Regions from separate parts of the Homo sapiens genome. Here region 2 is linked to region 1. A link is an interaction called in ENCODE POLR2A ChIA-PET data of the cell type or tissue named here. Cell type or tissue: OCI-LY7. All regions are shown on one strand. Links, peaks and the distances in the headings refer to the core of each region. The heading gives the core; the rest is flanking DNA. Region 1 overlaps S100Z (S100 calcium binding protein Z). Region 2 has its middle 16 kb from the start of CRHBP.

What was found. ChIA-PET counts read pairs that join two places held together with the same protein. Peaks named below come from ENCODE experiments on the same cell type or tissue, not always from the same donor. Only the 100,000 strongest peaks of a DNase experiment are listed, where the experiment ranks them.
Region 2: POLR2A ChIA-PET joins it to region 1 with 9 read pairs; 2 of 35 experiments call an interaction of 5 or more read pairs at or near these places.

The regions. Positions count from the first base shown.
Region 1 is chr5:76,854,172-76,858,565 of GRCh38, reverse strand. The region is part of intron 1 of S100Z (S100 calcium binding protein Z); the gene reads right to left. Among named protein-coding and RNA genes, the nearest start is that of S100Z, 6.4 kb to the right of the region's middle. RefSeq lists an enhancer at 2,409-2,558. In OCI-LY7, for the core only: no CTCF peak of the experiment used is centred there; a DNase peak (open chromatin) is centred at 2,445; H3K4me3 peaks cover 343 bases; H3K27ac peaks cover 720 bases.
Region 2 is chr5:76,934,728-76,939,121 of GRCh38, reverse strand. It overlaps a transcript of S100Z not described here. Among named protein-coding and RNA genes, the nearest start is that of CRHBP, 16 kb to the left of the region's middle. In OCI-LY7, for the core only: no CTCF peak of the experiment used is centred there; no DNase peak of the experiment used is centred there.

The DNA of each region.
Region 1 (4,394 bases), core at 252-4,251:
AAGTTGGATCAGCCATTTCCCATCACCCCCTTTTTTTTTTTTTGAGACAGGGTCTCACTCTGCTGCCCCGGCTGGAATGTAGTGGCATGATCTCAGCTCACTGCAATCTCTGCCTCCCAGGTTCAAGCGATCCTCCTGTCTCAGCCTCTCTAGTATCTGGGACTATAGGCAAGTGCCACCACACTCAGCTAAATTTTGTATTTTTAATAGAGGCGGGGTTTCACCATGTTGGCCAGGCTGGTCTTAAACTCCTGACCTCAGGTGATCCACCTACCTTGGCCTCCCAAAGTGCTGGGATTACAGGTGTGAGCCACCGCACTTAGCCCATCATCTCATTCTTGACATGTTCCCTAAGCCAGTTGGTGCCATGACTGGACTGGCAAGAGAAGATGGCAGAAGCCTGAAATGAGTGTGGTGGAATCCCTTGCACTCTCACACACTTCTGGAACCTCATTTTGATAGCCTCAGGAGAGGGGCTCCCTGCCTTATACCTTATATCAAAAGATAACTGACAAAGCAAAACTGGTTCTGGCAGTCCCATCTTTTAGCAAGTACAGGCTTTATCACTTCTGTTTAAATAAAAACTTCCCAGAAGCCACTTTTTAAGTTAGCTAAGGAAAACGGTAGTTAATACCAAATAAGAAAGAAGTTCCTAGTAGCTCATGGAGTTACATTTTATTATAAACTTATTAATTACTTCTAAAAACTCTTGGGTAAGAAATTTCTTGTAGAAGACTGCAGCTTTGGTTATTAAAACAAGAATAGGGCTGGGTACGGTGGCTCATACCTGTAATCCCAGCACCTTGGGAGACCAAGGCAGGCAGATCACTAGAGGTCAGGAGTTCAAGATCAGCCTGGCCAACATGGCAAAACCCCGTCTCTCCTAAAAAAATACAAAAATTAGCTGGGGATAGTGGCACATGCCGGTAGTTCCAACTACTCAGGTGGCTGAGGCATGAGAATTGCTTGAACCGGGAGGTGGAGTTTGCAGTGAGCTAAGATCTCATCACTGCACCCCAGTCTGGGTGGCGGAGCAAGACTCCATCTCCAAAAAAAAAAAAAAAAAATGGGGGCAGGACGGGAGGTGGGGGCAAATCCTACCCAAGACAGTTCTGACAAAATGCCATCTCAGAGAGTATATATATGGAAGCACGGGTATCACTTGATATGTGCATCCTCATATTACTGGGCTGTATTTTATACTGTTCCCTATTCCTACCTTTCTAAAAGCCTCTATTCACTTGGTTTCTGTGACTTTTCTTTCTTCTTTTTTTTGAGATGGAGTCTTGCCTGTTGCCCAGGCTGGAGTGCAGTGGCGCAATCTCGGCTCACTGCAACCTCCACCTCCCAGGGTCAAGCGATTCTCCTGCCTCAGCCTCCCGACTAGCTGGGATTACAGGCACCTGCCACCACGCCTGGCTAATTTTTGTATTCTTAGTAGAGACGGGGTTTCACCATGTTGGCCGGGCTGGTCTTGAACTCCTGACCTTGTGTTCTGCCTGCCTTGGCCTCCCAAAGTGCTGGAAAGGCATGAGCCACCATGCCCAGCCTCTGTGACCTTTCACTATGCTGGATTTCCTCCAAGTTCTCTAATTCTTCTTCCTTCATGTTCTTTACTAAGCCACAGCCTTATCTTTTAAGAACTGCCCTTTGGATGTGAGCCTTCTCCAGAGCTCTACATAGTCAACCTAGGCAATTTCATCTACTGTGATGGTTTTACCTATAAATTAAATTATTTCAATTTTCAACTCTACTTCCCCAATCCTAACCCAAGGCCCCTGAGAGTCGTATCAGTACAATTTTATTTCCACTCACCTGGAACATAGACTTAAAACTTCTTGCAACATGCCAGTGTTTTTCATAGCCAGCTATTGCCTATCTTGCTTTTATACTTAAACTCTTCCGAAAAAATTAAATTGTTTGTGGCTTCCGGTTCTCTTTCTTTGGACTTGAATTTGTTATGGCTATACTAGTTACAATACTTTTGTCAGCAAGCGTATTAGTCTGTTCTTACACCACTGTAAAGAAATACCTGAGACTCGGTAATTTGTAAGAAAAGAAGGTTAGGCCGGGTTTGGTGGCTCATGCCTTTAATCCCAGCACTTTGGGAGGCTGAGGCAGGTGGATCGCCTGAGGTCAGGAGTTTGAGACCAGCCTGGCCAACATGGCAAAACCCCATCTCTACTAAAAATACAAACATTGGCCAGGTGTGGTGCCATGCACCTGTAGTCCCAGCTACTCAAGAAGCTGACGCAGGAGAATCGCTTGAATTTGGAGGTAGGGGGTGCAGAGGTTTCAGTGAGCCAATATCATGCCACTGCACTCCAGCCTGGGTGAAAGAGCAAGACTCCATCTCAAAAACAAAAAAGTAAAGAAGGTTAATTGGCTCACAGTTTCACAGGCTGTACAGGAAGCAAGCAGCTTCTGCTTCTCAGAAGGCCTCAGGAAATGCTCAGTCATGGCAGAAGGCAAAGGGGAAACAGACACATCTTATGTGGCCGGAGGAGGAGGAAGGAGGAGGAAGAAAGAGAGGGGAGAGGTGCCACATACTTTTGAACAACCAGATCTCATGCTAGCTCATTCACTCACTTTCATGAGAACAGCACCTTGGGGATGATGTTAACCCATTCATGAGAACTCCACCCCCATGATCCAATCACCTTCCACCAGGCCCCACCTCCAATGGTGGGGATTACAATTCAACATGAGATTTGATGGGGACACAGATCCAAACCATATCATTCTGGCTACTCCAAATCTCATGTCCTTCTCACACTGCAAAATACAATCATCCCTTCTCAACAGTCCCCCAAAGTCTTAACTCATTCCAGCATTAACTCAAAAGTCCAAAGTCCAAAGTCCAAAATCTCATCTGAGACAAGGCAACTCCCTTCTACAAATAAGCCTGTAAAATCAAAACAAGTTAGTTACTTCCAAGATACAACTGGGGGTATAGATATTAGGTAAATACTCCTGTTCCAAAAGGGAGAAATCAGCCCCCAAAAAGAGGCCAGAGGCCCCACACAAGTCTGAAACCCAGCAGGGCAGTCATTAAATATTTTAAAGCTCCAAAATAATCTCTTTTGACTTCATGTCTCACATGAAGTCTCAGGGCACACTGCTGCAAGGGGTGGACTCCGAAGGCCTTGGGCAGCTTGGCCTCTGAAGCTTTGCAGGGTACAGCATCTGTTTTCACAGGCTGGCATCTGTTTTCACGGGCTGGCATTGAGTGCCTGCAGCTTTTCCAAGCACAAGGTACAAGCTGTCCTTGTATTTACCATTCTGGGGTCTGGAGGACAATGGCCCTCTTCTCATAGCTCTACTAGGCAATGCCCCAACGGGGACTCTGTGTGGGGGCTACAACCCCACATTTCCCCTCCACACTGCCTTTGCAGACGTTCTCTATGAAGGCTCCATTCCTGGGGCAGTCTTCTGCCTGGACACACAGGCTTTGCCATACATCCTTTCAAATCTGTGCAGAGGCTTCCAAGCCTCAACTTTTGCATTCTGTGCACTCACAGGCTTAACACCATGTGGAAACCACCAAGGCTTACAGCTTGCAACCTTTGAAGTGGCAGGAACTTTGAGCCATGGCTGGAACTGGAGCTGGAACTGGAATGGCTGAGATGCAAGAAGCAGTGTCCCAAGCCTGCTTACACAGGGTAGGTGATGGGGCCCTGGGGCCTGGCCCATGAAACCATTCTTCCCTCCTAGGCCTTTGGGCCTGTGATTGGAGGGGCTGCCTGGAAGATATCTGAAATACCTTTGAGGCCTTTTCCCATTGTCTTGGCTATCAGCATTTGCCTTCCTTTCAGTTATGCAAATTTCTGCAGCCTGCCTGAATCCTTCCCCTGAAAAAGGGCTTTTCTTTTTTAACACATGGCTAGGCTGCAAATTTTCCAAACTTTTACACTCTGTGTCCCTTTTAAATATAAGTTCCAGTTTCTGGTCATTTCTTTGCTCCTGTAACGGGCATAGGCTGTTAGAAGCAGCCAGTCCATATCTTGAATGCTTTGCTGCTTAGAAATTTCTTCTGTCAGATACCCTAAATCATCACTCTCAAGTTCAAAGCTCCACAGATCTCTAGGGCAGGGGTACAATGCCTCCAACTTCTTTGATAAATGCACAACAAAAGTGACCTTTGCTCCAGTTCCCAATAAGTTCCTCATCTCCGCCTGGCCTTCCCTGTCCATATTACTATCAGCATTTTGGTCACTACCATTCAACAAGTCTCTAGGAAGTTCCAAACTTTCCCTCATCTTTCTGTTGTCCTCTGAGCCCTCCAGACTCTTCCAACCTGTGCCCGTTACCCAGTTCCAAAGTCGCTTTCACATTTTTGGGTCTCTTTACAGCAATGCCCCACTCCTTGGTACTATTTTTCTGTATTAGTCCAT
Region 2 (4,394 bases), core at 141-4,140, 81 kb before region 1:
TATTTACATCTTAGACATTGGAAGAGCAGAGCAGTCAAAGAATAATAGTGCCAAGGTTTTTCCTTTCAAAATCTATTTTTCTCTAATCTGAAAATATGATCCTAAAGAAATATATCATTTGTAATTATCTGGGGTGGGGAGCTGTCATAATAGGTGGTCCTTAAAGTTACTGGCCATGTCATAGGGAGGCAGTGAGATATGAAGACAGGGATGCATATTTCAAAATTTCAGGTTTAGGTTTAGAATTTTTTTTGCATGATGAGCAAATAAAGGGATAGAGGCACATTCTATTAGTTTAAAAACATGGGGCCCTGGAACAACTTAATATCTACATGGGAAAAAAACATGATCTCTACTTCACACCATACATAAAAATTAATTTGAGATGGGTCACACACATAGACGTAAAAACTAAAACTATAAAATATGTAGAAGGAAACATAGGGGAATGCCTTTGCAATGTTGGGACAGGTAAAGATTTCCTAGGTTACAGAAAGCACTAACCATTAAAAAACTAATAAATTAAACTTCATTAACATTAAACATTTCTGTTCATCAGAAGACACTGTGGGGGCTCAGAAAGTGATGCCCCCAAGTGAAGGCTTCAGAAGCAGCCTCAAAAGCAAAGTTCCTCTGGCTCTCTCCTGCTTTCCTGTCTTTCACCTCTCATTCTTCTTCAAGACAAGCCACAGAAACTAGAATTTCTCTTCTGCAAAGTGGTTCATAAAAACCAGAACCCAAAAATCCCCAAAGCCAGCCATAAAACATAAAATACTACTCTAACCTTCCCCTGCCTTTTTGAGTAAGAACTGGACATAAAGAAATTCTCTTACCTACTTTGTTTGATTGTAGGTCATGCAACTACCTTTCCACAAAGGGTCCTGGCCCATACCCAGGAGGAAAGAGTGAAGCCAAGAAGAATCTGAATAGACAGGCATTGATTGAGTCCCCTGTCTATTCCCATTAGGTCATACCTTTTTGACCAATCTCATTTCTTTTTTTGTTTTTTTGTTTATTTTTTGTTTTTTGAGACAGAGTCTCATACTGTTGCCCAGGTTGGAGTGCAGTGGCGCGATCTCGGCTCACTGCAACCTCTGCCTGCTGGGTTCAAACTCTTGCCTCAGACTCTTGAGTAGCTGGAATTACAGGCATGCACCGCCGTGCATGACTAATTTTTGTATTTTTTGTAGAGACAGGGTTTCACCATGTTGGCCCAGCTGATCTTGAACTCTTGACCTCTATAAAGTTCTAGAAAAGAAAAAGGGAATGAAAGAGCAGCAGAAACATAATAGGGATGAAAAGAAGAAAGGGAGAAAATCACACAGAAAGGAAGAGGTCTTAGGTTGCCTCCTTTTTTTTTTTTTTTTTTGAGACAGGGTCTTGCATTGTTGCCCAGCCTGGAGTGCAGTTGCGCAATCATGGCTTACTGCAGCATCGACCTCCTGGGCTCAAGCAACCCTCCTGTCTCAGCCTCCTGAGTAGCTGGGACCACAGATGTGTGCCACCACATCCAGCTATTTTTTTTTATGGTAGAGACAAGGTCTCACTATGTTGTCCAGGCTGATCTTAAACTCCTGGGCTGAAGCAATCTGCTCACCTCAACCTGCCAAAGTGCTGGGATTATAGGCATGAGCCACTGTGCCTGGCCTACCAACATTTTGTGAATTGTAAAATATAAAATAGGTAGGGAAGAATATATAAAATGCACATCTAAAATTTAAATAAGAATAATAAAATGTATTATTATACTATCTATATTCCTATCACTCTAGTTCTTTAAAAAAAAAATCAAACATTACCAAGGTATTACCCCAGGTGCAACCCCTTCCTCCTCATTACATAGGGCAAGAGTATTCATTCCCCTGCTTTTTTTTTTCTTTTGGTTATATCACCTACATATGTGTCCTTAAGTGATATGTTGCTTAATTTTGCAATCTTGAGGGGCAAGCATAAATTTAGCCTTTATGAAGAAGCCATTTCCAATATCTTATCTGGAAGGGTCAGAGTCTGGCTGTTGGTGTCCTGGACCTGAGTGGAAAGGTCAGGGAGGGCTCTGCAGCCGGGATTTGCTGAGCATAAGATCACTTATTCTTTCTGTTTTGCGTATGACGATCAGACTTCCAACTGTGTCTAGTGTCCATAATACAGAGAATAAGCTTCCATACTCCTGTTGGGTGAAGGATGAGGGGCTCAAGGGCTGAGGAATGACGAAGGAGAGACCGTCTCTTGAGATCTCGCAGCTTCTCAGACAACCTTTCCCAGTGCTCCTTCTTTCAGTGCCCTTGCCTCTTCCCTCTTCCCATCTCCATCCCCAGTGGCAATCCTAGGCAGGATTCTGCAGCCTAAAGCAGCTTGGTTCATTTACCTACTGCAGCCTTGAGGTTAGGCTTTTGCGAGCCTACCAAACCAGTTTCCAAAATGTTTCCAGCTTCCAAAACATTCTTGCTGTTGTTTCCTTCATGGTTGTGTGTGTGTGTGTGTGTGTGTGTGTGTGTGTGTGTGTGTAGGAACTTTAATGGAGTTTTGGGAGAGAGTAAAATTGGATGCTGATTCAATCTGCCATCCTCACTTCACAAATATTTTTTTGATTGACTTTTTTCTCTATTACACCAAAAAATTGTATGTTCATGGTTTTAAAAAATTGTTTAAAATATAAATAAAAAAGAAAAACCATAAATCAGCCTTAATCCTACCATGTAGATATAACCATGGTTAACGTTTTGATATTTATCCTTTTAGATATGTACATAATTTTTCTTATAAAAATAAGCTTATAGTGCACATACTAATTTGCAATATGATTTCTCGTTTTTATTGTTATTTTTCAGAGATGCAATATGATTTCTTCATGTCACATATCACAAACATGTTTTTATATCATTAAATATACTTTTTCCACATCATTTAAATGGGCACACAGCATTTTACTCGCATACGATATTATTTTATTTTATCAATTCCCTATTAATAAACATTTCTATTATTTCTAATAGAATAATTTACTATTGTAATCAAACTGATATACAATTTAAAAGTCATTATTTTGGCCGGGCACGGTGGCTCACGCCTGTAATCCCAGTACTTGGGGACGCCGAGGTGGGCAGATCACCTGAGATCAGGAGTTCAAGACCATCCTGGCCAACATGGTGAAACCCCATCTCTACTAAAAATACAAAAATTAGCCCGGTGTGGTGGTGTGCACCTGTATTCCCAGCTACTTGGGAGGCTGAGGCAGGAAAATTGCTTGAACCCAGGACGTGGAGGTGGCAGTGAGCCGAGATCATGCCATTGCACTTCAGCCTGGGTGACAACTGGTGACAAGAGTGAAACTCCATCGCAAAAAAAAAAAAAAGTCATTATTTTGAGTCTTTAGACTTAAAGCTAAAGGCTTAAGCCAATTAATTCTCAAAGGTGATATCCTTTGAGTCTAGATTCAAGGATAAATCAACAGACCAGGGAGAAGGCAGTACCACATCTAGTATCAGAGGCACGTTAGATCAATTACTTTTCATAAAATTTTGAACACTGTGAATCAGATATGTTCCCCAATATTCACTCATTGCCTTCCTTTCCATTTAGAGAAGAGATGGAAAGAAAAGGAATAGAAACATGAGGCCAGACTGAGCAAAGTGGTTGCTTACTTTATGATGCTAAGATGGTGGATTTTAGACTGCATTTCATAGCACACTATTCCTGTCTGTGAAGACCTCTAGGTATTCTGAGATCGAGAAAGGTCAAATTAATCTCAATGATGTGTCAAATTAGTAATCATATTAATTCCATATTGTCACCTGCTCTTTGGCAGGTTTGATAAACCATGTGTTAAATCGATTATGCAAATAATTTTAGCTAAATTAAAACATCTGTTCCACACATCACCAGATTTCAAGGTGAAAGTCTTCCTGAAGGTGAGTTTTTAGTCCCACATTAAATATGACATGTATTTTGGCTACGTTGTGCATTGGTTTGCCAGCATCACAATCACCATTTGTGTCTTTCTTTTCTTATGCCAGACATTGAGATGCTACATTTTGGCAGCATTTGACAAAAAGCTAGTTTGTTTTTCATACATAATACATATTGACATAAACCGTAAAACTTGGAATGAAAAATATGGCATGACTATAAGAGATGTATCTTTTCACTTCATGAAAGGATGACTCATGGGGCCACAAAGGGCAAATAGGGTGGATGCGTTGGAAATCCCTCCAGGAGACCCCAACAAAATATATAGGCATTTGACAACTCCTAGAGCTTATTGTCTTAGTCTGTGTTGCTATAACAAAATACCACACACTGGGTAATTTATAAACAATAGAAATTTAAATTCTCACTGTTCTGAAGTCTGGGAAGTCCAAGATCAAGACACCAGCAGATTCAGTGTCAGGTGAGGG